Linked DNA regions of Homo sapiens: all the other regions are linked to region 4. Evidence: chromatin contacts called from ENCODE Hi-C or POLR2A ChIA-PET data. All regions are on one chromosome and are shown on one strand. The core of a region is the stretch at or near the end of the contact, and the rest is flanking DNA. Distances in the headings are between cores, read along the strand shown.

What was found. Hi-C counts contacts between places; a loop is a spot of excess contacts on that map. ChIA-PET counts read pairs that join two places held with the same protein, here RNA polymerase II (POLR2A). Pooled maps may share reads with other maps.
Region 1: a pooled map shows a loop between it and region 4 (5-fold over the local background). The contact joins the enhancer-like site here to the promoter of GCLC in region 4. A Hi-C loop is called at or near these places in 4 of 37 single-sample maps with no recorded cell type and 4 of 50 pooled maps. POLR2A ChIA-PET finds 5 or more read pairs at or near these places in 1 of 52 experiments (GM12878).
Region 2: a map of CD4-positive, alpha-beta T cell shows a loop between it and region 4 (3-fold over the local background). The contact joins the enhancer-like site here to the promoter of GCLC in region 4. A Hi-C loop is called at or near these places in 2 of 168 maps with a recorded cell type or tissue (CD4-positive, alpha-beta T cell and naive thymus-derived CD4-positive, alpha-beta T cell), 1 of 37 single-sample maps with no recorded cell type and 12 of 50 pooled maps. POLR2A ChIA-PET finds 5 or more read pairs at or near these places in 1 of 52 experiments (activated CD4-positive, alpha-beta T cell).
Region 3: a loop to region 4 is called in a pooled map, with 2.5 times the contacts of the local background. The contact joins the enhancer-like site here to the promoter of GCLC in region 4. A Hi-C loop is called at or near these places in 1 of 37 single-sample maps with no recorded cell type and 4 of 50 pooled maps. POLR2A ChIA-PET finds 5 or more read pairs at or near these places in 1 of 52 experiments (B cell).
Region 5: a loop to region 4 is called in a map of PC-9, with 8 times the contacts of the local background. The contact joins the enhancer-like site here to the promoter of GCLC in region 4. A Hi-C loop is called at or near these places in 2 of 168 maps with a recorded cell type or tissue (PC-3 and PC-9). POLR2A ChIA-PET finds 5 or more read pairs at or near these places in 1 of 52 experiments (H1).

What each region holds. Positions count from the first base shown.
Region 1 is chr6:53,921,795-53,927,362 of GRCh38, reverse strand. It overlaps LRRC1 (leucine rich repeat containing 1), which reads right to left. Exons shown (of 14, transcript NM_018214.5): 14 at 3,238-4,728. The coding sequence ends at 4,570. Among named protein-coding and RNA genes, the nearest start is that of MLIP-IT1, 74 kb to the left of the region's middle. Within about 2 kb of position 1,667, at least 5 of the 41 ENCODE cell types and tissues checked have a DNase peak (open chromatin) inside an H3K27ac peak, as active enhancers do.
Region 2 is chr6:53,170,316-53,176,492 of GRCh38, reverse strand. No RefSeq gene overlaps it. Among named protein-coding and RNA genes, the nearest start is that of GCM1, 25 kb to the right of the region's middle. Within about 2 kb of position 3,677, at least 2 of the 41 ENCODE cell types and tissues checked have a DNase peak (open chromatin) inside an H3K27ac peak, as active enhancers do.
Region 3 is chr6:53,241,083-53,246,567 of GRCh38, reverse strand. It overlaps LOC124901332 (a long non-coding RNA gene), which reads left to right. Exons shown (of 4, transcript XR_007059612.1): 2 at 956-1,027; 3 at 2,137-2,297; 4 at 2,424-2,523. Among named protein-coding and RNA genes, the nearest start is that of MIR5685, 33 kb to the left of the region's middle. Within about 2 kb of position 1,432, at least 5 of the 41 ENCODE cell types and tissues checked have a DNase peak (open chromatin) inside an H3K27ac peak, as active enhancers do; they include B cell, where a contact is called at or near this core.
Region 4 is chr6:53,542,838-53,548,365 of GRCh38, reverse strand. GCLC (glutamate-cysteine ligase catalytic subunit) reads left to right here and starts at 3,265. Exons shown (of 16, transcript NM_001498.4): 1 at 3,265-3,870. The coding sequence starts at 3,721. RefSeq lists silencers at 1-224, 3,292-3,721 and enhancers at 3,942-4,001, 3,840-4,581, 5,520-5,528.
Region 5 is chr6:53,110,106-53,115,453 of GRCh38, reverse strand. No RefSeq gene overlaps it. Among named protein-coding and RNA genes, the nearest start is that of GCM1, 36 kb to the left of the region's middle. Within about 2 kb of position 2,838, at least 7 of the 41 ENCODE cell types and tissues checked have a DNase peak (open chromatin) inside an H3K27ac peak, as active enhancers do; they include PC-3 and PC-9, where a contact is called at or near this core.

The DNA.
Region 1 (5,568 bases), core at 418-2,917, 380 kb before region 4:
AGGAACAGATCAGGTTTTTCTGGTTTCCCTTTCCCGCCAGCTGTCTGCTTTTTAAAAAAGAAACCACTCCAACAAGATGGGAGTGTTCTCTACATGCCCCACGTCAGGCTGCACTAATTTATTTGTTCCAGCAGGTTTTTCTCCCTGGATGATCCATGTCTTAAATTGACTCGTTCCTTCTGATACATGAAAGCCTCCTTTGAGAGAAAGGAGACAGAACAAAGCAAGAGGTAAAAAAGGAGATGTTATGAAAATCCAGGGTGAAATAGAGACAAGGCAAAATGAGCACCAGAGACCTGAACCTAGAAAACCAAGAATATGACAAAGAGGGGGACATTTTCTGGAAAAGGAGACCCTTTTCTCAACTAGCTGTCTCATGGTTTCTTGGTAGGATCTAGTTTTACCTTAAGGATGGCTAGTTAGTAAGTCTGGTTAAAATGAGGTGGTTACCATGAGACCATTGCTAGACCTACCATTAAGTAAGCACACAGGACAAATTAAAATCACCACCCATTACATAATGCAGGAGTCTATATATAAAACCACAGGTGAAACAGTTTTCAAATAAAGTTTTCTCCATCAGAACTAGTGTGTGTCCTCATTCCTGAGAACATACCCATCTGATGACACACTGTTGGCTTGGTGGCAGGAATTGCAGGGGTGCTAATAACACTACTATAACAACAAAAACAGCAAGACCTGTAATAATAGCAGCCACCCACTTCCTGAGAGCGTGTTTTATGTATCCCACTTAATCCTCACTCTAAGCCTGAAAGGACTATTACTGCCCCATTTTAAAGATGAAGGACCTGAGGCCCAGAGAGGTTAGTTTGTCCATACCTACGTGGCAGGCTGGGATTCAGACCTATATCCATATGCATGATTCCACTGGCATATTGACTCAAAAATTGTAACTCCAAAGCAGTTTTAAAAAGCACATTTGCTTGCTTTTCCAGAGCTTTAAAAAAAAATGCTTCATTGTGCACTTTCTTATAGACATATTTTAAAACATAATACATGTTTTAAAAACATGCATTTTTAAATGCCTTAGTCTTGTGTTGCTAATTATTGAAGGTGAGTGATAGCTATAGGAGGGTCAATGATGATTCTACTTTTGTATGTTTTGAATTTTCCATAATAAAGTTATCTCTTTTTTTTTTTTAATTGGCTCTTTGGAAAATTGGATGAGGTAAGACAACAACAATGGTGAAGTGAGATTGCAACTCTCCATGGATGTCACTGAGTGGCAATGTCCCTAATTGCCTTCTATTAATAAGCAGCTGCAATGCAGTCCCTTGTTTGAGAGTGCTGCTGCAGCCTTGCCACACACCAGCAGCATGCCCAGGGCAGAGCATCACTCATTTTCTTTCTTTTTTTCTCTAAGACAGTCTTGCTCTGTCGCCCAGGCCGGAGTGCAGTGGCACGATCTCGGCTCACGGCAACTTCCGCCTCCCAGGTTCAAGCAATTCTCCTGCCTCAGCCTCCTGCGTAGCTGGGATTACAGGTGCCCGCCACCACACCTGGCTAATTTTATGTATTTTTAATAGAAACAGGTTTCCACCATGTTGGCCAGGTTGGTCTCGAACTCCTGACCTTGTGATCTCCCACCTCAGCCTCCCAAAGTGCTGGCATTACAGCTATGAGCCACTGTGGCCGACCAAGCGTCAGTCATTTTACCAGGGAAGGACTGGCTGTTCAGAGTAACTCTCAGACACAGAATTTTCCCAGCCTCCACCCCATTCACTAAGCATGTCTTGTTGGGTGTGGTAGATTTCACAGGAGATGGCAGAAGTGCTGCTATGAGAGGCTGGTGCGAGTGATCCCACCTTGCCTGCTCACCTCATTGACAGCCAGCTAGTATGTTTTTAGACAGAAAGATTGGGTCAGTCAGGACAATTCCTCCAAACTTTCCAGAAAAAAAACAATATCTAGGCAGACATTTTATGATTTCTTACCAATCCCTCTATTCATTATCAATGACTTTGATTATTTCACTTCCTCTCATTTTTTCTCTGGCTATTTTACCCACTGAGACATTATTTTCTTGCTAAAAAGAAGAAATAACTGGCTATGGGAAAAAAAAAAGTGGGTGAACAGGTCATACTAACCTCCTTTCCTGCTTTCACCTGTCACTCCCACAAGACAAACAGCCAGCCATATACTGTACTCCTCCCTTTCCTAAAGGAAGGGCTGGATGGGGACGGGGGTCGTGGTGGGGGGGGGGGGGGCACTGACAGAGAAAGGTATCGTTTCACATAATCAAGTTTTTCTTATAACTATGAGAGGGGCCTTCCTAGAAACGGCTTGGCATGTTCTCAAGGCAGAACTGTCTGGCTGGTGCTGTTTCCACTGTGAAGCTTGAGTTTGGTTCCAGCACCCTGAAGTTCAAGAGCACTGCAGTGTCACCAGCGTAAAACATTCAGATGAAAGCGACATTTCCCTCTCAAAGGAAGCGGGGAAACAAACAAAATCCCCCAAACTGAAAACAAAAAGCAAACTAAGTGAACATGAACTAAAGGAGATAGGCCAAAGGAAATAAACTAGGTGCATGACATTTCCTAGGAAAATTTAAGCACACACACACCATTCTGTCCACCTCCAGTCCAGAAAAGCCATGATGAACTGAGTAGTAAAGGATGGGCTTTATATAAAAACAAACAAAACACGCCATGCAAGTTCTACTTGTTCTTCCACGTCAAGACAATTCTCATTAAATAAAACCAATTTGCTTATATATAATCAGCCCATGAGATAGTGGCATTATCTTTATAAGCTTAAAACAAAATAGAGGATGTCAAAAATCTTAAAACAGAGAAAAGAAAATTGGTATGCACAGATTAGGGAACAAGGTATAAAACTGACCAGCCGAAACTCACTTATGTGTTATGTACTTTCAGCTCCATAAATAGTTTTTAAAATACACACATATTTACATACACACAGACTAAAAAGCTAAGTGAACCCAATAAGTAAATGTATAGAAGTAAAAAAAAGTATTGTATTTGGTTGGTTGAAGACGGGTTTATAAGGAGTCCAATTGGCCAGATAGCCACAACCCAAAATTACTAGCCAGAGTCAAAGGCAATTCTGGGCTCTGCCCCATGTGAATGCAAGTCCCACAGGAGGTCACTCACAACTGACGGGTAATTTAGATATTTAACAGACCAGAGCACACTGTCAAAGAATTTGGCTACCTGCTATCACTTGAACATACAAAGTAATAATTTTAAAAAGCTGTATGGCCAATGTCCAGGATGAATTTATTTCTTGGAGAAAAAAATATATATGATTTTCCTAGACACCACACAGTGACTGGCACTTTTCATTTCTCTTTTATCACAGCATACAAAAAAGAAATCAACAGAAACACACCAAAACTTTTCCCAATATCCCTTAAATTAGCAGATTTAAAATTAAATCTTGAAGCAGTATTTTGTGATACTTTGATTCAAACTCTATTTACAAATTAAATTGCACTTATAAAGATAGCAACATTTCTATTTTGATAGTAGGTTATTTTGCTTTATTGTGGTTGTATATCTGGATATAAAACTTTTAAAGCTTTCTTGAATAAAAATCATTATTTTGCAGTCCATAATTTACTTGCCCACTGAATGTCTGAACCAGTGTTCTCTTTTTGTGTTTTTCTGCTCTATTTTATTTTACAAATGGCACATACCATCAGAGTAGGCACAGTCTGACACTGCACTCATTATGAGAGACTTATTCAGAAAAAAAGTGTAAGGAATAAAATATTAGCAGTCAAATCCTTTGGTTCATCTTTTCAAAAAAAATCAACTGATATAATTACAAATCATTGATAATTCATCTTTTTGGTTAAAAACAAATCCACCAGGTAGATTACTGATTAAAATGCAACACTGCTTTAAAACACCACATTCCTATTCTCATCACACTGTTCAAAGATGCCATTGTTTACAACTGATTGGACATGACACAGGATACAGTAAGGCACAAGTGGATGGTACAAATAAAAACAAATACTTTAGGACTTGTTTTTCTGCACAAATACTAAAATATGTACCGTTTTCAAGATAAAATAACAAAAAAGAAATACATATTTTTGTTATGAAATACCTATACAAAATTTTAAAATTTACACCATCTGAGCTGCCAAAAAAGGTTTAAAAAGTATCCATTTTTCCCCATACATAAAACTATCTCTCATCAGTAGGTCCAAGGGAACTTGGGGGATTCAAAATATCCCAGCACTTTACGGAAGGGAGGAGGATAAAAATTCCCCTTCCTGCTTTCCTTTACCCCAACATAAGACAAAAACAAAGGTCGTATGTTTACAGTAGTGTATTCTACTTATTACAAACAACTGAAATTAAAAAAAAAAAAAATCACACCGGGAGACCACTGGTGCGCTGACTGGTTGCGGGATGAGTAAGGCACTTCCTGGGAGACAGCAGCTTCCCCACACTCCACGGGAAGATGGCGCGCGGGGGCTGGTTAGGACAAGGAGCACGTGAGGCTCCCGGGAAGCAGACAGGAACGTCTCGACAGCAGAGGAAGACACAGGAGGTAAAACTTGGAGGTGAAACTCTACACAGAAGTGGTCACTCGGTCAATGGCATGATTGACCTCGTTTTTGTTTGAGTCCAGTCCTTTAGCAGCATTCATGTCATTCCGTAAATTCTCCACTGTCTTTTTCATGTGCTTTAACTCCCCTGGGTGTGGAGTGGCTCGCCTTAGAAGTGTTCTCTAAAAACAAACAGTGGAGTGAGTGTTTTGGTTTTATTCCACTACTTTTTTCAAAACATGCAGCTTCAAGGCATTAGCATTCCAATACAAATGTTACCTTCTTAGAAATTCTTAAAATGGGTGGAAAAGCTTTCTTTGGATGTATGTGCATTCATCAACTGCCCACTGGTAGTTAAGGAAAAGGGAAAGTGTTCCATGTAACTTACCTAGTTACTATAGAAGGATTACTTTCAGAATAAAAGAATACTTATAAAAATATGAAATTACTATAAAATAAAAAGGCTCCATAAACAGCAAGAACATTTATTTTAAAATTTAGGATATAATTACAGGGTGTGGGGAAAGAAAAAGATAAAAGAGTAAATAAAAAATCCTAAATTAAAGTCACTATAATGTTCTACTATTACCCAAAGCGATTCTGGCTTCCTTCAACCCAGAATGAGGCATGGGAGGCATGGGAGAAAAAGGAAATCAAGAGGGAAGTATACTTTTTCTTATTTTGCTGCTGTGTGTACTATTTCTATGACCTACTGATGAAAGTTCACACTCTTCTAATTAAGACTGGAAGTTAAGTAACAGGGTATGAGTAATTTTTAAAATATTATTTAATATGTTACATGATCTTTAGCTCATAAAACAGCATGTACATCTTTTAAATGGCCTATCCAAGAGCTTTAGGGGGAACCAAACTAGGTTAACAAAATACTGGAAGAGGCAATGAAGTCACTGGTGATAATCACACTCTAAGAAGTCTTGAGGTAAGCATTAAAGAGTCATCCACAGTGAGTGATTTTGTCATCCCTAATTTGCGTTTTGCCCTTTACGATTGTAAATGCCTAA
Region 2 (6,177 bases), core at 2,428-4,927, 370 kb after region 4:
TTTAGCTCCTGGGTTTCTTCTGCTTCTCCTTTTTTTTCCCGTTTGGAGGCCTCTTGTTCCTCGTCCATCTCCTTGGCTTGCTTCTTTGGTTGTTTCAGGGGCTTCTTCTTCCCGCCTTCGAGGCCGGACATGGCACCTATCACCCATTCCCCAGGCCCTGCCATTGGAAATCAGAATTTTATTTTTTTAAAGGAAAACCTTGAAAAATTTTGGAAATCTTGGAACCTAGGAGAAAATTTTCCAAGTAAAGTTTATTATTTATTTTCTATTATATGTCAACTCATATGGAAGCCAGTTTTATATACATTATCTCATCTGATATTAGAAAAAAATCCTTGGGGATAGGCACCATTCTAAAAAAATGTAACATATGCAAAAGGCTAACCAGGGCCGGGCGCGGTGGCTCATGCCTGTAATCCCAGCACTTTGTGAGGCCAAGGCGGGAGGATGATGAGGTCAGGAGATCGAGACCATCCTGGCCAACATGGTGAAACCCTGTCTCTACTAAAAATACTAAAATTAGCCGAGCGTGGTGGCATGTGCCTGTAGTCCCAGCTTCTCGGGAGGCTGAGGCACAAGAATCGCTTGAACCCGGGAGGTGGAAGTTGCAGTGAGCCGAGATCATGCCACTGCACTCCAGCCTGGTGACAGAGCAAGACTGTCTAAAAAAAGAAAAAAAGAAAAAGAAAAGGCTAACCAGAAGCAGGCTAAGTGATGGATGGAAGAGGATTTCAAACCCAGACTGCCTGATACTAAAACCCATACTATTTCTACTATATCAAAATGTAGGCTAATATCTTAGAATATTAAAGTTAGAGTTGGCTTATGAGGTTTAATTTAACCTCCCTCTCAGTGCCCATATCTTCTAAGTAATATTTATTTCTAGATTTGGGACAATAGTTGCACCTCTTAAGACAGTCCAATTCATTTTGAATGGAGCTGGTTACTCAAAAGTTCTTCTTTCCAAAAAAATTGAAATCAATTTCTATCAATTTCATGCTTTTGACACTGGGGCTGCTCTCCGGAGCTGCACAGAGGAAACCTAGTACCAGCCCGAAGGTGAGGCTATGTCCTAGTGATGGCTCCTGCAGACATGTACGAAAGTTACAGCCTTGCACACAGTGGACACTCAGAAAATGCTTGCTGCATTGAATCTAGCTTTGCCCTTTCTTGCAGTGATTACTAACAAACAAAATAGCTCCCATTTCAATCACACCAAGGTCACTGCTGCTATTGTGCTATGTGAGACACTGGCTCTGAGCCCTGACCTGAAAACCCTCTGGGAAGATTGATTTAGTCTCTCATTACTTTGTTCAGTCAAGAAGTGTTTATTGAGTGCCCAACTATGTACCAGGCACTGTTGTAAGTGTCGGGCCCATACTGCCAAACAAAATAGACACCTTCCCTTGCAGAGCTTATCTTCTAGTGTGAGAAAACAGAGATCACATCATGAATATACAGTCTTTTAGAAGGTACTAAATGCTAGAGGGAGAAATAGGGTGTGTAAGAGGAATTAGGAGTGTCAGAAGGGGACGTGTGGTGGCTATCCTTTAAACAGGTTGACCATGTGAGCAAAGATGACAAGATGTGAAGAAGGCAGCTCTATGGATATTGGGGGAAAGAGCAGTGGAGACAGAGGGAACAGGCAGTGCAGAGTGTCAGGCATGCCCCCTGGCTGGAGCAGAGTGAGCCAGGCAGAGGGTAGCTGAAGGCATGATCAGACAGATGATCTGAGAAATGTGGTCTCTGGCTGTATAGCCCGATATGGTCATCTCTGGCCACAGATGGCTCTCAGCACTTGAAATGTGGCTAGTCCAAATTGACATGGGCTGCATGGCTTTTTGTTTTTTTTTTTTTTGAGATGGAGTCTCTCTCTGTCACCCAGGCTGGAGTGCAGTAGTGGCATGATCTCGGCTCATTGCAACCTCCACCTCCCAGGTTGAAGCAGTTCTCCTGCCTTGGCCTCCCAAGTAGCTGGGACTACAGGCACATGTCACCACACCCAGCTAATTTTTGTATTTTTAATAGAGATGGGGTTTCACCATGTTGGCCAGGCTGGTATCGAACTCCTGACCTCAGGTGATCCACCCGCCTCCGCCTCCCAAAGTGCTAAGATTACAGGTGTGAGCCACTGCGCCTAGCCTGGCTGCATGATTAAATAATACATCATGTTTCAAAGACTTTGAATGAGAATTAGTTGTAATTTTTCTCAATTTTAATTTTGATTCCATGTCAAAATAATGTTTTAGTGATATTGGGTTAAATGAATATATTATTACAATTCATTTCATCTGTTTATTTTTACTTTTCCATGGTGACTCCTGGGAAATGTAAAATGCCCTGTTTTGATTGGACTTTGTTGGTCTAGAATCTTGCATGTCTTTCAAGGATTTTGGCTTTTATTCTGACTAATGTGGGGAGCCCATAGATAGTTTTGAGCAAAGGAGTGACATGGTCTGGCCTTTTTAAAAGAGGTCACTCTGGGTGCTCAATTGACAACAAATTGGAGGAGATGTAGGAAGACCACCTAGGAGGCTATTGAGTAATCCAGGGGAGACATATTGATGGCTTACCTCAGAGTGGTAGTGGGTGGAGGTGGTGAGACATGGTAAGAATCCATATATATGTATTTTTTTTCTTTTCTTTTCTTTTTTTTTTTTTTTTTTTTTGAGATGGAATCTCGCTCTGTCACCCAGGCTGGAGTGCAGAAGCGTGATCTCAGCTCACTGCAACCTCTGCATCCTGGGTTCAAGCAATTCTCCTGTCTCGGCCTCCTGAGTAGCTGAGACTACAAGTGCATGCCACCACACCTGGCTAATTTTTATAGTTTTAGTAGAGACGGGGTTTCATCATATTGGTCGAGCTGGTCTCAAACTCCTGACCTCAGGTGATCCACCCACCTCACACTCCCCAAATGCTGGGATTACAGGCATGAGCCACCATGCCCAGCCTAATTTTTGTATTTTTAGCAGAGACGGGGATTCACCATATTGGTCAGGCAGGTCTCAAACTCCTGACCTCAAGTGATCCACCTGTTTCAGCCTCCCAAAGTGCTGGGATTACAGGCATGAGCCACCACACCCGGCTTGAATCCCAATATATTTTAAAGGTACAGCCAGCAGGATTTCCTGAGGGAGCTGATATGGAGTGTGAGAGAAATAAAGTGGTCACTGATGCCTGCAGTGATTTTGGCCTGAGAGCCTGGAAGGATGGGTAGCCATTAACTGAGACAGGAAGACTGTGGGCAGAGCAGGGGAATATGAGGATAACAGTATGGGGGCCGATTAAATGGTCATGCAGAGAAGTTGAACAGTTAGGTATCAGAGTATGGAGCTCAGGGGCTCAGACTTCTGTCTGAGCTGAGTATGGGGCTCAGACTTCTGTCTGAGCTGAGTATGGAGCTCAGACTTCTGTCTGAGCCAGAGGTATAAATAAGTGCAAGGACCATGCCTTAGACAACTTGGTAAGGATAGATTGGGGAGAAAAGGCAGACTCCACAAAGAACTAAGAGGGGAGGAGAAGCCAGTTGATGGTGCCCTGAGGATCGGTGAAGTGAGGAGCTAGCAATCAAGTGCTGTTTATAGATAAAGTGAAGATGAGGACAGGGTTGACTAATGGATGTAAGTGATGCAGAGGTCAAGAGAAGTTCCTTTGGAACGGTCTGAGCAAAAGCTGATTACAGTGGGTGTAGCCGAGAATAGCAGGGAAGGCTTTGGAGTTGGTGAATATCAGTAAGTATGGAAAACCCCAGGAATTACTGGAAAAAAGAACAGAAATAGGGTCATAGCTGATAGAAAATTGGGGCCCAAGAGGAATGATAAATAATGATGGGATAGATAACAGCAGGTTTCTGTGCTAATAGGAATAAGCTAGTAGAGAAAGGAAAATTGATGACGTGGGGGAAAAGGTCGTGAAAATTTTCTGGAGTCATGTTTCCGTGGAAGTGAGAAGGGATTTTACCTAGGGCACGGGAAGGGTTGCCCTTAGGAGCCAGGACAGTTCACCTACCTTCGCTGGCAGGAAGGCCGACCTGTGGTCGTGGTAGGGCGCTGTGAAGTTCCGTCTATCTGCTTCGTTTTCTCAGTGAACTGGAAAGCAAGGCCATGAGCAGAGTGAGGTGTCGGAGCTTAGCTGAGTGAGTTGCAAGTGTGAAACAGTGTGAGAATGAACGGACGGCGGGGATACAGGGTAACATTCACGGACATGGGTTTAAAGTGATGACCCAGGATTGTGGTACCTGCAAAGGTGTTGAGGGTGCATTCAAGAGAGTGATCTTAATGACTGACATAGAGTCAACTCACTCAAACAAATATTTGCTGAGTGCTTATCACAGCAGCAATGTATTATAATAAAAACTGCTTTTTAGGCTGAGTTGCTACACATCAGTGAGTGTTCCTGCACTGCCTCCCGATGGCCGTGACAGGAACTGCGGCTGAGGCACCACCCGACCTGGGACAGGGCTGCCATCTCCCGGCCAGTCCCTGCTACTGCAAGTGCAGCAGGCTCAGGCGCTGCTGGACTTTCTCGGTGCCCTGGATTGGTGACTGGTAGAAAAGATGACCAAGCCGAAGGCTAGTCCTGTGTGGCCATTACCTCTGCCCTTGCCTACCCTTCACTTTTCCATTCTTATTCTATTTTACTTATTTTTAAAATAAGTTTTTAATAGAAATTTCTTTTCTCTTATTTTATTTTATTTTTTTAGAGACGGGGGCCTTGCCATGTTGCCTAGGCTGGACTTAAACTCTTGAGCTCAAGCTATCCTCCCGCTTCAGTTTCCCAAGTGACTTGGATTATGGGCACAGCTGCCATACCTGGTTCACTTCTTATTCTCAGTAACAAGCAAATTACCCCCTTCTAAGGGGTGTTCCTTTCCTGAGAAATTTCCCATCTTAGCAGACAACTCTAAATATCAAAAAACCCTTGAGGACCAATGAAATGAAATTATCATTGAATTTCAAGCATCTGTGGAATACAAATGCAGGAAATATTTTAGATGCAAGGGTCCACACTGCCCCCAATATCCTATCCCGTAGATAGGGTACCACACTCAGGGTAATGAGTTTTGTGCTCTTCTGTCACACATCCCATTAGATGTTAATTGAGAATCCATGATGCTCTAGGCTCTGGATAATGTATGCATTGCCCAGTGATTTGGTTTCGGAAACCTCAAATATTCCCCACTCTTCACACTAATTTCCTGTGTTGATTAAAATTTTTACTATTAGTCGTTTTAGCATAGAAGTATTGGAGCCCTTGAAAAATCAAGTAAATTGGCCGGGCGCAGTGGCTCACGCCTGTAATCCCAGCACTTTAGGAAGCGGAGGTGGGCGGATCACCTGAGGTCAGGAGTTCGAGACCAGCCTGACTAACATGGTAAAACCCTGTCTCTACCAAAAATACAAAACTTAGCCAGGCGTAGTAGGAGGCCCCTGTAATCCCAGCTACTCAGGAGGCTGAGGCAGGAGAATCACTTGAACTCGGGAGGCAGAGGTTGCAGTGTGCCGAGATCGTACCTTTGCACTCCAGCCTGGGCGACAGAGCGAGACTCCGTTTCAAAAAGAAAAAAGAAAAAGAAAAGAAAAATTAAGTAAATTATCTGATAGGGCTAGACAATATATCAGGCTTTACTTTGCTAATATATCAAATTAGTTACCTGACACTACAGCCCAAAAGAGACAGAGCTACAAGTGGGCAAATATTTTTCAGTTATTTTTTTTTTTTTATCAAAGCAATACCTGCATGTAAATTCGAGTAGTGAAAAAGGCTTGTCATGAAAAACTGCAGATAGCTAACTGCCTTTTCTTTTTTTTTCTTTTTCTTTTTTTTTTTTTTTTTGAGATGGAGTTTCACTCTTCTTGCCCAGGCTGGAGTACAATGGCGTGATCTTGGCTCACTGCAATCTCTGCCTCCCAGGCTCAAGTGATTCTCTTGCCTCAGCCTCCCGAGTAGCTGGGATTACAGGCATGCACCACCACACCCAGCTATTTTTTGTATTTTTAGTAGAGATGAGGTTTCACCATGTTGACTAGGCTGGTCTCGAACTCCTGACCTCAGGTGATCCTCCTGCCTCGGCCTCCCAAAGTGCTGGGATTACAGGCATAAGCCACCACGCCTGGCCAGCTAACTGCCTTTTCTTATCTCATAGCCCTACACCCACAGAAAATTATCCTTATCTCT
Region 3 (5,485 bases), core at 183-2,682, 300 kb after region 4:
GGATGTAGATGTCATGTTCCTTTTTATTCCACATCCTGAAGCCACTAAGCAAAGGCACGGGTGCCTTCACCTCACCAGGTTCCTATACATTCTTCAAACACTGGAGCTCTGCAATTATTTCAGGCCATTCTGTGGCTCTTCCTACCACCTCCACACCTGAAAGTCAAGCAGCGCCTGTAGGATCAATCTGGTTAATGCTGATACATTCTCGGTTTTTAAATAGTGTGATTTTAGACTTTTAGTTCTATTGGTGAAGGTACAATATATAATAGAAAGAAACTCCAACAATCCCATACTAAACCTTTGCCCTTTGCTCGGGCTCTTAAAGGATTCACGTGCTTCCAGCTCGTAACTAGTGTTGTCCTACTTTTGCTTGTATTGTAATTGATCTCCTTTCTTGGGTTTTTTTTTCTTTTCTTTTCTCACATAAACCTTCTCTACCTTTTGTACTGCTTGTCTCACATACTATTAAGCCTAATTTGAATTTTTTGTTATAGTCTTCAGTTTCCCAACACTGTTTATACTTCTTTAAACAATAGATTTCATCTGCATGGTAGACAGAATGCCCATGAGTCCCAAGATGTCCATGTCCTAATTCCTAGAACTTGTAGATATGTTACCTTATATGGCAAAGGGGACTTTGCAGATGTGATGAGATGGGGGGATTATCCTAAATTATCTAGGTGAGCTTAATAGAATGCATGAGCCCTTAAAAGGGGAGAACCAGGCCTGGTGTGGTGGCTCACACCTGTGCTCCCAGCACTTTGGGAGGCCAAGGCAGGCGGATCACCTGAGGTCAGGAGTTCAAGACCAGCCTGGCCAACATGTCAAAACCCCGAGAGTCCATCTCCAGTGTTTGAGACGGGGTTTCACTCTGTCGCCCAACAGGAGGGCATATATCCTCTATCTCCCATTACCAAAGATTGATTCAGGCATCCCTTCTTGATCTTTCTAGGAGCTGTGAAGTTGCAGAATTTTGGTTTATTGGGATGCATCCTGGTGCTTGCCTACAGATCTTGTTTTGCAAGTAAGAACAGAAGACTCTGGCCGGGCGTGGTAGATTATGTCTGTAATCCCAGCACTTTGGGAGGCCAAGGGGGGGCGGATCACCTGAGGTCAGGAATTCAAGACAAGCCTGGCCAACATGGCGAAACCCCATCTCTACTAAAAATACAAAAATCAGCCAGGTGTGGTAGCACGCACCTGTAATCCCAGCTAGTCTGGAGGCTGAGACAGGAGAATCACTTGAACCCGGGAGGCAGAGGTTGCAGTAAGCCGAGATCGCACCACTGCACTCCAGCCTGGGTGACTCTGTCTCACAGAAAAAAAAAAAAAAAAAAACCACAGGAGACTCTAGGGAGGCCACCAGGCCTGTCAAGGTTGCATGGTTCTCAGGTGGCAGGCTGGTATCACACCCCCCGCCCTGACTCACAAACTGTTCCTATTTTCATTTCCTTCCCCTTAAAAAAAGTAGAACTATCTCACTGATGTAAGAAGAACATACTTGGCTTTTTTTCTCGTAAGGAGTCTTAAAAAACACACTGATAGTTGACACTGTATATATCAAGGTTTTCTGGCAAAAATTTCCATGGAATGTAGTTCAGAGAGATGCTCCAGAAAAATTTTTAAAAAGCCTCTGTGGTCAAATAAGCTTGGAAAATGCAGTATGTTTGTTCCTGCCTTGGAATGTCATCACATACATAAGCTTAATAAAACTTCTCAGAAGTCTATAGTAAAGAAGTTCTAGTTCAGTTTTCCCTTTTCATATAACACCCATTAGCAGGAGGCAAGAAATGCTAGTACAGAAGTGGCTTCATGTCTTTTCTCTGTCCCTTTCACTTGTTGCGTGGCTGGTTTAGCACTGTAGGTGGCTCTGGCCTGAGTACGCAATGTGACCCTTTGGGAGTCAAGCAGGTGAGTGCATCCCAGAGCCTGCTGATTACCACCCATTCTTCCTTCCTTTCTCATCGACGGGAACCCCATTTTATGTGGGTCAATGAGTGCTGAGGCTCCCTTGAAGCTTGGTGTGGCCATGTGACATAGTTCTAACCCATGAGATGGGAACAGAAGTCTCTAGAGGGACTTTCAGAAAAGCTCATACATGCATTTTTCTTCATCATTCATTTTCCTGCCTAGAGTGCAGAGGCAATACATGGAGATGCAGCAGCCATCTTGTGACCATGAGGACAAAGATCATTTACCAAGGATGACAGAAGAGAAAGTTAGCAAGAGCCTTGACCCCTGATGAGGTGAAGTCATTTCACCAGCCTATCACAGCTTCTAGTCTTCTTGGGAATGTAAGAAAAACAAACTGTTATTTGCTTAAGCTCTTATAGCTAAGTTTCTGTTCCGTGCAGCTATTATTCTAATCAAAATAATGTTTCAGTGTTTATTCCTGAATATCACATAATTTTGCTCTGTAGGTGTCATCTTGGCTTTCTTTATGAATGGCAATTACTGGCTGGGTGCGGTGGCTGAGATGGGTGGATCACTTGAGGTCAGGAGTTCGAGACCAGCCTGGCCAACATGGTAAAACCCTGTCTCTACTAAAAATACAAAAAAATTAGCCAGGTGTGGTGCCACATGCCTGTAATCGCAGCTACTTTGGAGGCTGAGGTAGGAGAATCACTTGAACCCAGGAGGCGGAAGTTGCACTGAGCCAAGATATCACCATTGCACTCCACCCTGGGCAACAAGAGTGAAACTCTGTCTCAAAAAAAAAAAAAAAGAAAAAGAAAAGAGAAAAGAAAAGAAAAGAAAGGCAATTACTGGATAGGGTCTAAGAAGTTTACAAAGCAGGCCAGCAACAGCATCAAGTCATTCAAGTCAGTGTTTCTCAATGTGGCCCCCAGACCAGCAGCCTCAGCACCACCTGGGAACGTATTAGAAGTGCACATCCTCCGACCTCGCCCTAGACCTGCTGAACCTGAGACTCCAGGGGTGGGGCCCAGCAACTGGTGTTTCAGCAAGCCCTCCTGGTGCTCCTTACATACGAACTTTTTAGAACCATTTTAGAACTTAGTTTAGAACTAACATTTTAGAATTTAGTTACACATTCAACCTCAATGAATTTGTAAACCCACGAAAGGTCACTTTGAATGAAATAGTTGAGTTTGAACAGCAAGACTCATGCCCACACCTAACAACAGAGCACAGGCTTTGTGAGAAAAGGTGTCTGGCTTTGCCTTGGAAATTCAAACTGAGATAGAAGTACTATAAAGGGGCCAGGTGTGGTGGCTCACGCCTGTAATCCCAGCACTTTGGGAGGCCGAGGTGGGCGGATCACGAGGTCAGGAGATCGAGACCTTCCTGGTTAACACGGTGAAACCCCGTCTCTACTAAAAATACAAAAAATTAGCCAGGCATGGTGGCATGTGCCTGTAGTCCCAGCTACTCGGGAGGCTGAGGCAGGAGAATCGCTTGAACCCAGGAGGTGGAGGTTGCAGTGAGCAGAAGGAGCAACTCTGTCTCAAAAAAAAAAAAAAAGTACTATGAAGGTAACAGTGACAGAAATGGAAGCTACCACCACTTAAAGAGTGTGGTTAATTGTGGTTCATGTCAAGGTACCAAGAGGCTAGTGTTGCAATTTTCTTTTCTCTACACTTTGCTTTGCTTTGAGATGGAGTCTCACTCGGCTGCCCAGGCTGGAGTGCGGTGGTGTGATCTCAGCTCACTGCAACCTTTGCCACCTGGACTCAAGCGATTCTCCTGCCTCGGTCTCCCGAGTAGCTGGGATTACAGGCGTGCGCCACCACACCTGGCTAATTTTTGTATTTTTAGTAGAGACATGGTTTCACTATGTTGCCCAAGCAGGAGTCTTGAACTCCTGACCTCAATTAATCTGCCCACCTCATTCTCCCAAAGTGCTGGGATTACAAGCATGAGCCACTGCTCCCAGCCAGTATTGCAATTTTCACAGGAGGCTTTCACTTTACCTTTTCTTAATAACATACTGTTCCCTTGCCTCCAACTTGGTTCACTGGATAGAGTATATAGATAAGATTTGTACAAATCTCAGCAATTTAAGAATTTGCAAATGTGCATAGGAGTGAAGACAAGGTAAGAGTGCGATTAGAAATGCTCAGTGTGGCTGGAAATGTAATGAGCATGCTTTATTCTCACTCTCAACTTGAGATCTCCAAACTCACTCTATTCCATCCCACGGTATCTGCTTTCTCCTTTCTATTAAGCAACCAACCATTACTGAGCATTCTCGATTTTCCAAGGAAGGTGCTCATATATTTTTGGTGAATCCCATGAAGCCCATATTTGTAGCGGACATATGCTGTAATCCCAGAAGCAGAAGGGACCTGGTCCTCCTTTCTCCACTCTCCCCACACTGTGGAAGCTTCAGGGCACAGAGGCGATTGAGAGTTGCTCAGCAGCAGTGGTGCTGAGCATTTAGCTCTGGCCACAATATCCGGTGGCCAGTGCAGTTGATGTCAACATCAGTTTCCCAACCAGACCAACCCTGAGGCTTTGCCCTGCATGACTTTCCCTGCTCCCTGAGCTCCCTTAGGTTCTGCTAAGCCTGGTTCTATAGCCTTCCCTTCTATTGTGTGAATTGTCCAAAACTGATTCAATAAATTCCTCTTTTGCCTAAGCAAGCCAGAGTCACTTTCTGTTCGCTTTCAACTTAGAAGTCAAAGTAACATAATATTATTGCCATCTTTTTTAAGTGAAGACACTGACATTTGGAGGTCAAGGAACTTGCCAGATGTGTAATACCCAGCCTCCAAGATGGCCCCCAGTGATCTTCACCTCTTAGGTATTTATTTGCATAGTCTACTCCCATGTTGAATTAGGACTGGTCTGTGTAGAGTTCAGCAGGGATAATATGTGACTTCTGAATTGAGAGCATAAAGGACTTTGCAGCATCTGTCTTGCTCTCTTGGATTGCTTACTCTGGGCAAAGCCAGCACCATGCTGTGAGAATGTATTTACCATGTCTTTTATTTTTGTATTTTTATGCCTGTCCCAGGACTAGCCAGTTTTTAGAAATAGCAAACAACCATGAGGGTGCGTCACAAATGTAAACCAATCAATCCAGAGCCCACACACTGCCACCTCCATTATGGGCTCTCACCCTCCAGGCCACTATCCACCTGCCCTAATCACCCCAGGAGTAGGAACTAGGCAACTAGGGATAGCCCGTATGGCCCAGAGCCTGCTGAAATGATTCAAACTATTCAATCCAAAGCCCAATTACCCTCCCTCACTCATTCCTTCCCACAGAAACCACAATAAAAGTTTGTGCCCCTGGCCAGGCGCGGTGGGTCACGCCTGTAATCCCAGCACTTTGGGAGGCCAGGGCGGGCAGATCACAAGTTCAGGAGAATGAGACTACCCTGGCTAACACAGTGAAACCCCGTTTCTACTAAAAATACAAAAAATTAGCTGGGTATGGTGGCACACACCTGTAGTCCCAGCTACTCGGGAAGTTGAGGCAGGAGAATCACTTGAACTCAGGAGACAGAGGTTGCAG
Region 4 (5,528 bases), core at 2,016-4,515:
CGGCAATCCTAGCAGCAGCAGCAGCCCAGAGGTCAGGAGTGATGGACTGAGACTTTGCCCTAAGAAGCCTCCCCCAGATTGACCTCCGGCTCGGAGCCCGCACAAAGCGCTGAGTCACGGGGAGGCGGTGCCGCGCGCGGGGGAGGCGGGCCCGCGCAGTCACGTGGCGGGGGCTGTATCACAACAACTGCGCGGCGTGCGCCGCCCGCGGCCCACACCGCTTCCTCCCGCGACAGGCCGGCTCTCCGAGCATGCTCAGCTTGGCCTCACGACTGCACGGCGTCCCCCCATGCGGATCTCCACGGTCCAGGTTTTCCGGACGGCTCTGGGGGCGGGGCCTGTGTTGGTCCGCGGGGCTGCGAGGCGAGGTTGCGGTGCCAGGGCGCCGCTGGGCAGAGATGGGTTCCTGGAGAGCGGGTCTCGCGTTTTTCCGCGGAAGACACTACTGGGAATCGGCCTTTGGTCATGGTCTAGGGAAGAGCTGATTCTGCAAGATATGAGCTCCTTCTTTCCCCTTCAGCTATCGTTACAGCCCTGATGGAGCTGTCTGCTGAAAACTCACTTCCAGATGTCGAAACCTGGCCCTGGGTGCAGTCTACAGAATGAAATCGAGCAGTAGTGGACCTATGCAGGCAAAGCATTGTCAGAGGGGAGTAACTCTTGTTAAATATGACTTCAGTTGATCCGTGATGGGATTTTTGTTTTTTCTTTGTAACAGAAAAGGCTAAAGACACTGAGAGATCAAGGTTTAAATTGGGCATAACTGCCCTGTGGTGCAGCAGCGCCGGCGCCCTTTTTGGGATTGTCCAAAGCTCTGGGACCCCCGCTGGGGGAGCTGGTTCAGAATTCGGGGGGGTAGGATAGGGTGAGGGAGGTCCCTTATGTGAGTGTGAGCCGGGATCTAGGACAGAGTAACTCCAATTACAGTGTTAAACTCTTACTAGGTTCAGTGTCGCGTAGGGCTTTGGCTAGACTAGAATTTAGTCTATTATTGAACCGCCCAGGTCCATGATTCCTAACAGGTGCATGGGAAAAGTGTATGGTGTGCAGCAGGTGTATGGGAAAACTGCTTTGCAAAGTGTAAATCAAGGTCTACATCAGTACTGTTTCAATAAAGTGGAATGAGAGCCACATATGTAATCTTAAATTTTTCAGTAGCCTCCTTTAAAATTAAAAATAAAAGTGGGTGGGGGTGGTGGTAAATTAAATAACATACCACATCATATTTAACTCAAAATTTCCAAAATGCTATATCGCTATGTAATCAATATAAAACTTTTAATGAGATATTTACATCTTTTTATTCTACTGTCTTAGAATCTGGTGTGTGACTTACACTCACAACACATCTGGGCCACTAAGTTTTCATTGGAAATACTTGATCTGTAATTACATTTCATAAAATTTACAGTCAAAAATGGATTCACATTTCCAACTTGTTTCAAATTTACTTAAAAGTTTTCCAGTAACTGAATGGAATATCAGTTTTTAAATTTACATTTAAATTGATTAAATTAAAATGAAAATTTGGTTTCTCGGTCATGTTAGCCACATTTCAAATGTACATTGGCCAATGTGGCTGATGGCTGTCGTGTTGAACAATGCAGGTCTATGAGAATGTCAGATGACATTATGAGAATAACCCAATGATCCTTGGATGTCTTACCTACATGGGAAACACTGTTTCTCCCCCTCTCCCACTACCTGCTTTTCACGGAGAAGCTAACATTTATTAAGCACACACTCTATACCAAGCACTTTTCTAGAATTAAAGGTACAAAAGGCATAAGTCATCTGTGCCCCAGAGGAATTCACTATTTAGTGTGGAGCTATCTTTAAAATGACTCTATCATTAATGTACGAATGCAACCAAAACACAGAGAGGAATAACTGTGACTCAAGAGATGAACATGAGTGTGTCAGATGGAGAATTTCAAGCAGGAAAAACAACAGAGTGCCAGAACCATATACAGATCTGGTGAGGTTGGTGGGAGGGCAAAGGAGGTTGTTGAAAAGGCTGTGGAAAAATTAGAATGTGGTTTGATTTCTATCCCACCTGTGTGATGAGGATGGAAACATCTTCTCCTGAGCTTCAAACATCCCTACCACACACAGACACACACACACAGACACACAGACACACACACACACCATTGTGGAAATCCCAGCCAGACCTTGGGTATTCATGCCCCCAAGCCCTGTGAGGGGCACATCCAATATGAAGGCTGTGGGAGAAGAGAATCCTGCTATCATGTACTCACTCATTTAGCAATTAATAAGTGCTTACTAAATGTTAACTCTGTAGTGCGAGGGAAGAGGGTATGATAAATACACACTTTCTGGGTAGGTACATGTATGATCTAGTTGCCTTCACTTTTCCCCTGACAGGTCATTGCTCTGTCAACACATATTTATTAAACAATCACTTGGGGGCACGGTACCTCCTTCCTCTCCTTTCCCTCCGAGATAAGGCCAACTCTAGGTGTTCCCACTATCTTCAACCCCACCCCACGGTAGGCTCACAAGAACGTCATTTTGATCACTTAAGGGATGAATTTTAGGTTTAGATGGAGGATAAACTTTTGGAGATGGTTCCTCATATGGTCTGTCTGGAGACTTTTTGCAATAAATGGTGTCCGTGCCATCCAGAGAACATAGGTCACCAGTTAATCAAGACAGTAGGGAATAATGATTTACACATGTTGACAAATTGATTCCTCTTAATAACCAGGTCAATTTTTTGGCCAACACTATACACATGTACACTATGCACATAATTACGACATCTATAAAAGATAGAATTAATCTAATTTTATGCAGATATGGGAAGAACTCGTCCCAAGTCTCACAGTCAGTAAGTGATGGAGCCTAGAGTTGAACTGTTTCACTTCACTACCATGTTAATACTTTTCTCAACACATTCTGCCGCTCTCACTCTAAGTGTGAGGCCCTGTCCAACTAAAACATAATATGGTGAGTTCGTCATTGATTCAAATAATCAACTTTCTTCCCGAATCCCAAGTTTATCTCTTCTGATTAGGAAAAAAAATGCATTTTGATATGTCGCGTTTGCGTAAAGCGAGGCCGACCGCACGCCCCCTTCTCGCGAGCTGCTCCCCTCAACTGCGACCCAATCACCCTTGCACACGCCTCCTGAGCCCCCGCGGTTCCCACCGGGCTTCAGGCCACGCCTCCGCCGCTGCACCGCCTCCTCTCCCCGCCTTCGCCCGTAGTCTATAAAACCTGGAGCGCAGGATCGCGCCCAGGAGCGGCGAGCTAGCGGACGCAAAGACTGGGCATGCTCCGCGGCGGCGCAGGTTTTGGTCACAAGTAGGAAGAAGCCAGTGCACCAGACCGGCAAAGAGAAGCGGGAGCCGCCGCGGCAGCGCGGCCGTGGGGTCCGCCGCCGCCGCATCGGAGCGGGAGGAGGAGCAGCGGGGAGGGCGAGGCCGCCGGGCCGAGAGCCGTCCCGCCTGCTCTCGGTCTTCTGCCTTCGCCTCCGCGCGGTGCGTCGGACCCAGGGTCTGTCACCTGGGCGCCAGGGGCCGCCGCCGGGGAGCCGGAGCGGGCAGGACCCTCCCTCCGCCGACTGCGGCCCGAGAGCGCCCCCGCGGGGTGGAGCGGCAGCCGCCTTCTGCGGGCGGCTGAGTGTCCGTCTCGCGCCCGGAGCGGGCGACCGCCGTCAGCCCGGAGGAGGAGGAGGAGGAGGAGGGGGCGGCCATGGGGCTGCTGTCCCAGGGCTCGCCGCTGAGCTGGGAGGAAACCAAGCGCCATGCCGACCACGTGCGGCGGCACGGGATCCTCCAGTTCCTGCACATCTACCACGCCGTCAAGGACCGGCACAAGGACGTTCTCAAGTGGGGCGATGAGGTGAGCGCCCGCGGTCCCCGTCCCCGCCGGGCACCCGTGTCTGGCCGCCCGCGCTGCCTTTGTCTTGCCCTACGCCCCCGGCCCTATCGCGGTCCGCGTTCTCCACTGCGCCCGGGGGTCCTCGAGCGCCTCCCGGCCCCGGGAGCATCGTCCCTGCTTTCGCCTAGTCCGCGTCCAGGGCCATCCTCCTGACTAGACTCCTTTCTTGTTCATTCATTCTTTTGGGTTTTCCCCTTCATTCCATAAACACGGATTGGGCGCTGGGAGGGCGTGAGCATGAAAAAGTGACATTAGGTGCTGCGAGTCTTCAACCTAGTGTATCTGCAGACCGGCAACTACCATGATCCACCTTACAGGCTCAAAATTCGCTTTTGCGGTCAATATGAAAGAGATTTAAGTTTTCCTAGTAGGCCTGCTGCTTTTAGAAATCAGGTCTTCAGGATGTCCACTTCTGCCCTACCTCATGCAGGTGTCTTTTCCTTAAACCTCTCCAACTTCTCATCTTCCCTCCCCTCCAAAACACACACACTTCATAGCTATAAATTGAAACCAGTAAATTACGGCTCAGTTTCCTACATGGGGGAGGAACCTTCCCTTTCCTGTTTAATTCTAAGTGGGAATGCATTTAGAGTTTCAACATTAGGATTTGCTTGTGTCTTTCCATGGCCTAGGTCCAGCAACTAAACTTTACAAACCAGTGTTCTGCCTAGAGATGAAATGTCTCTAGATTCTCAGTAGGTTGAACCATTGTTTATTGGAATGATCTGGAATGCAGCAATGTTAAAACTGTTGATTTAGTGTCATCTGCCAAAACTTTTTGTGCCTTCCCTTTCTGTTTTTGAAAATTACGTGTGTATGCAGTACACATTAAATGACTTCTTGAGAAGTCCATCTCTGTTTTTGTTTTTAGCTTTTGCCTTAGATGGCTTGCCACCTGTGTAAATTGTTTATCTTTTGGCCAGTGTTGTTATCAATCTTGGCCTAAGTGCTGACGTGCTGTTACACCAGTGCAGAATATCTCCTTTCAAAAAGTTAGTTTTTTTTTTTTTTCTAAGATTGGGATTCTACCTCCTACAGCTGAAGAAATTGTGCTGTTTTAAATTAGGAAAGTATGATGACTAGTAATTCACATTTCTACAAAAAGTGGTTTGTCACACTTCTTTGAACAGAAAAAGCACAGCATGTGTTTTGGTGATGATTCTTCAGTTTTACTGTAAAGTTCATAGTTTCTTTACAGCATCTGCCATTTTGTATATTCATTTTTGTATTGTGTGTCACAGGAAAATGTAAGACGAAATTGGGCAGGGACATTATGCTTGTTCACCTCTGTTTTCCTAGAGCCCAGCCTTGTGCCTGGTGTAGTTGGCATCAGGTCCTTGTGGCATGAATGAGTGAATGAACTACTATTTCAAGTTCCCACTGTATGGTAACTAGTCATTGTAGAGCAGTTCAAAGTTTGACATTTTTTTGTGCTGCTCTTTTTTTTTGAGACAGAATCTTGCTCTGTCGCCCAGGCTGGAGTGCAATGGTGTGATCTCGGCTCACTGCAACCTCAGCCTCCCGGGTTCAAGCAATTCTCCTGCCTCAGCCTCCTGAGTAGCTGGGATTACAGGTGCCTGCCACCACGCCCAGCTAATTTTTGTATTTTTAGTAGAGAT
Region 5 (5,348 bases), core at 1,589-4,088, 430 kb after region 4:
AAGCCATAATTACAGGAGAAAAAAGTTTATTTCATGGGCATGTAAGGTACCTCAGAGAAATGAAATGAAAATCCCAAAGACATAGTCAGAGTTGGAGGTGTATATACCATTTTAACAAAGGGCGATGAATTTCTGGAGAACTAACAAGACAAATGAAAAGGCAGTTGAGCTTCTAGAGGCAGGAAGTTGTGAGAAGGTAAATATATGGGGAAGCTAATGGAAGGTAAGTGTTATTTTAGTAGGGTTTGTGTTATAGATTCCTTTTGGGGTCATCTTTGGGATGAAAAGAGTCTAGAGTTATCTCTGGTGACTAAGAGTTATTCTGCCTTTCCTGGTATGAGAGAGGGAAGGGGAACACCTTCACAAAGAAAAATATATGCCCTGCTTTTAAGCAAATAGGGAAAAGTAGAGAGCCTTTCTGCAGTCTGCTCTTTCCCAGTTGCCTTCAGCTCAAAACAATCCTTTTACTAAGGCAATACACTCTGATCCCTTTCAGTTTTATATAATTTATTGACAGTCTCTTTCCTGCTAGGCTGGAGGCACTTTGAAGGCAGGAACTGTGTCTATTTCACTCACTTTTGTATCTGCAGAACCTAGCACAGTGCCTGGCCCATTCATTTGACTAAAAATTAACAGATGAATGATTTTGAACATCAGCTTTGAGTACAACCACCTGGGTCCAAATCCTGGCTTTGTCAAGCTATGAACTAAATGCTCCTGGGAATATTAGTTCTTTCTGAACCACAGTTTATCACTTGTACAATGGGAGTGATGATACTAGCACTAGCCTCATAGTGTTACTGTAAATCTTAACTGGGTAAATAAATATAGAGTCCTTAAAACACAACCTGCACATAGTAGGTGCTTAGTTTGAGTTGCCCTGAGCCTCAGTTTCCTTATCTGTAAAATGAAGGTAATGATCTTGTCTTAGCGCTTCAATAGATGCCTTCCTCCATTGACTTACTCTTCAGCAGAGATTCCCATCATGGGCATGAGAATAAACAGAATAATCTCTTATTTTGAAAAAGTAGTGTAAGTGTAAACTATCTTTTCCTTTTTTCTCTCTCCCTTTTTTCTTAAACCAGGCAGCCTCTGACCCAGAATAGGTTTGGAGAGGCTCCCAAAATGTCTTTTCTTGACTTTCATGGCAGCTATTCCTCGTTTGAATGTTCCCAGGGAAATATGGCAACTGTGGGAGACCAGAATATGCCTCCTCAAAATAAGAGGATTGTTGAGCTGAAGATAATTAAGATGCAGGGGAGCTCTGTGTCTTCCCTTTGCTTGCCTAAAAGCAGGACAGAGATTTACAGAGACAAAAGGTTTTTTATCCTCCCTGTCTCTTTTCTTACCTAAAGATAAGATGTACATTCTTCATTACTGGAGACAACCCTTGATCAGCTCAGAGATGGTGCCAGAGGGACCTGTGAGCAGACTTTACTCCATTAGTGTTTGCCCATATATTTACCTTCCCATAGCTTCCCATTTTTGGAAGTCCAGGACTACTTTCCTTTGTCTTGTCACTTCTCTGAAATTTATTGTTCTTTATTAGACATACTATATATGGCAGACTCGTAAACACTGCCTTGAGTTAACTCTTCACTGAGGTTTCTCCCACGCGATGTGTCCTGTACGTGTTGATAAGCTGGACTGTTCTCTTGTTAATCTGTCCTTTGTTGCAGAAGTCTGTCCCAACTACAAACTTAGGAAGGTTGAGAAAGAGAACAGACCAAGAGACATTGCAGCAAACTACCAGTGATTATTTTCTCATTTTGTCTACTTCTGCGACACATGTTCTCCAGGGAGTTTGAAATGTAGGGACAAGCACACAGACACATACCACGCATCTTCCTAAGCTAAGGAAATTACACTGAGATCAGAAGTGGCTGGAGCAGCAAATGTCACACTCCAAATGCCACATTCACAGAAGCAGAAAGGACAAAAACAAATCGGCAGCCCATTTTTGCACAGCTGTGAGATGGAGTGTCTGAAAAATGTAGTCTTGAGATATCTCACTTGTGTTTTTATCAGAACACTTCAAATGATAGCAGCAAATCTTTGGCTTAGTGGAAAAAAGTCTCCAGAGTTGGAGTTAGATGTCCTGGATCCTATCTAGAGTTCACCCTTACCCTGTCTTTGGGCAAATCATGCTTCTCTGGGTCTCGGTTTCCTCCTTCAGTCTAAATGGCTATATGGCCTCTCATGGCCCTAACACTGTAAGACAATAATAGTGGTATTAATTTGGATTAGTCAAACAAGGGACAGCTCCCTCAGGGCATAACTTTCTGCTTCCAGGTGATGCTGGCATCCCTCCACCAGCACCTGGATCCACTCCCCCAGGAGGATGAGGGTGTGATTTGTACATCCAGCTCTCCTACCCTGAGACCTTGAGTGACCCAGGATGCAGCTAAGAGACACTGGCCATGCCCACAAAGAGAGCAGAGGCCTGAGAAGGGGCTGCAGAGAGACGGGAGAGTTTTGCTCTGCTTGCAGCAAGCCCAAGAACTTAATTTAAACCTAGTGAGTTAATCAGCTGCAGTCTTCCAGTTTAATCCCTTAGAGCCAAAGCTTTCAAGAAGCCTTGACAGTCATCTGGGACCTATAAGGCGCTGTCCTGGGTCATGGTGGTGGTGGGAGGAGCTGGGGCAAGGAGCTGGCAGTGGGGGGCTCTGCAGACAACTTGCTTATGATTTAGTAGGAGAGAAGTGACACAAGTCAGTTAGTCACAATTTTTCTCTGAAGCCTTCTGAGGTGTGGCACTGGCCAGGATGTGGTAGAAAGTAAACACAGGTGAAACAGAGCTCTTTGAGAGTGCCCTGGAGGCCCAGGGGGAGTAGATTGTGTGTAATTATTTAATCATTCATTGGCTGGAGTTAAACTGTGGAAAGCCTCCAGGAGGAATAGTAGAACTTCCAGGAGGAGCTGGAGGGTGGGGAAGGTGAGAGAAAGAGCATTCCAGATGCCAGCAGAGCAAAGGGGCAGGGGTAGGGAGGGGCTTTGGGTGTCCTGGGAACCAGAACTATTCTTGGCTAGGAGCAGACCTGGAGGAGGAGCAGGAGGCGAGCTGGAAAGGTAGGTTAGTGTCAAACCTGTACAGACCTAGAATGCAAAGTTTATTATTTGGGCTTTAACCTGCATACCAAGGGTCAAAAATTGGCCGATTCCACTCATCCTGCAGATGGCTTTTGTTTGACCTGTATCGTGTTTTTATTTTTTTCCTTTTAAACTTGAGTTTGGTTAAGCATACAACATTTCACAAACAACATGGATTTCCAGCTTCTCTTTAAAAATAGGAAGGTCAGGCCTTATAGAGAATCTTCGAACGGAAGCTGAGTAGCCGCTTCCCTTTCAGGCAAGAGACACAGGGTCTGGCTTGCCACTGCCTGCACACCTGGTCCACCTCACTCACTTGTGGTGTCCTCTGGACCTTCACAGGTGTTTGAGTTCATCACCCTTGCCAGAGACAGCAGGCTGTAGAAAGTTTAGAAGGTCACAACTTGTGGATAACAGAGGAAGGTTGTGCCTCAGACTAACCTGATGCCAGCGTTTTGATTGGGAAGGGGCGAGAGTACAGGAAGAATATCTGATAGGAAACTGTTTTATAGGTTCAAGCTAGAGGTGGTGAGGTCCTGACCCAGTCAGTGGCAGTGAATGAAAATAAAGAGGTGGCCTTATATGCAGAAGGAACAGAGGCTGCCCAGTGCTGTGCTTGGAGGGCCAACAAGCTCTCTGTCTCAGATTCATGCTCAACAAGCTTGAATCCCATGCTCTAATAAGAATACTACCTTAGCTAGGTCAAGGCTGCAGTGAGATGTGATCACACCACTGCACTCCAGACTAGGTGACAGAGTGAGACTCTGTCTCAACAAAAAGAAAACAAATGACCTTAGCTCTAGGTAGTGAATAATACTTTAACACTTTTATCCAATGAGATCAGGAATGTCATTCCCCACCAGAACCTTGTGAGCTTGGTATTGTGACTGTCATCCTCGTTCTGCAGATAAAGAAATTGAGACTCAGAGATGATCTATTATTTGTCTACAATCATTCAGCCAGCAAAATGGCAGAACCAGAACAAACCTTTACCCATGGGCTCCCAGTCTGAATCCATCTCCCTTGGGCAGGGTGTACTCGTGTGACACATAGCATCACTCTCTGTGCTTTTTAAAACTGCAAATACATCTAGGAAGGTAGGAGAAAGCACTTCACCTCCCAGTGATGGTCTGAATATTATCATTGGATCTATATTTGTCTAGAGGCACGCTAGCATTGGGGACAGAGTGTAGGCTCTGGAGCCAGCCTACCTAGATGTGAATCCCATCATAACCACTCATTGGGTAAGTTACTAAATATCTCTGTGCCTTAGTTTCCTCACTTTTAAGAAAAGGTGATAACACCCACTTTACAGGGATGCTGCAATGATTCAATGAGTTAATGTGAATAATGCACTTAGCACATAGAAAATGCTGTGTGAGTGTTTGCACATTATTTATTTTATTTTTGAGACAGAGTCTTGCTCTGTCACTCGGGCTGGAGTGTAATGGTGTGATCACCACTCACTGCCACTTCAACCTCCTGGGCTGAAGCAATCTTCTCACCTTGGCCTCCTGAGTAGCTGGGACTATAGGTGGGCATCACTGTGGCCAGCTAATTTTTGTATTTTTTGTACAGACAGTGTTTCGCTATGTTGCCCAGGCTGGTTTCAAACTCCTAGGCTCCAGTGATCTGCCCACCTTGGCCTCCCAGAGTGCTGGGATTACAGGCATAAACCACCACACCCATCTGTTTGCACATTGTTATCCACATTTTTCATAAGCCAGTCTGCAGTCCCAGGTTTTTTGTCATGAGGAGAGAATTGGAGGGAGGGAGTTACAGAGGAGTCAGGGGAGACATAACGTGGATGTGGCAAGAGAATTGGCACAACTCACTCCCCATGGTGTTTGTCAACAGGAAGACACACCAGCTGCATCCATCTGGGTTGTTATCTGTGGTGGAAAGTGAGGGGAAGGGATAAAATGGGGGTGGACCTTTCTTTAGACCTCCCTACCAGAGGGTCAAGCATGGCGCTAGGTATTTCTGAGCCAGCCAGAGGAAAGGGTTTGGGAGCTGATGGAAGTGCCAAAATGCAAATGTCTACAGATGCCTGAAGGAAGACTAGATGTCTGAAGCTTGCTGGGATAATCATGGGTGCCAAACTGCTGGTATTGTGCTGAGGTTAATATTAATACCTACCCTAGTGACACCATCTTCTAAAAACTCTGAGCTCATGACCTGTGTCCAGATCCCTAGAAGTGGAGGCATAGAGTTTGAGCAGTGTTGCTATACCCAGGAAGTCATGGCTATGGTAGGCA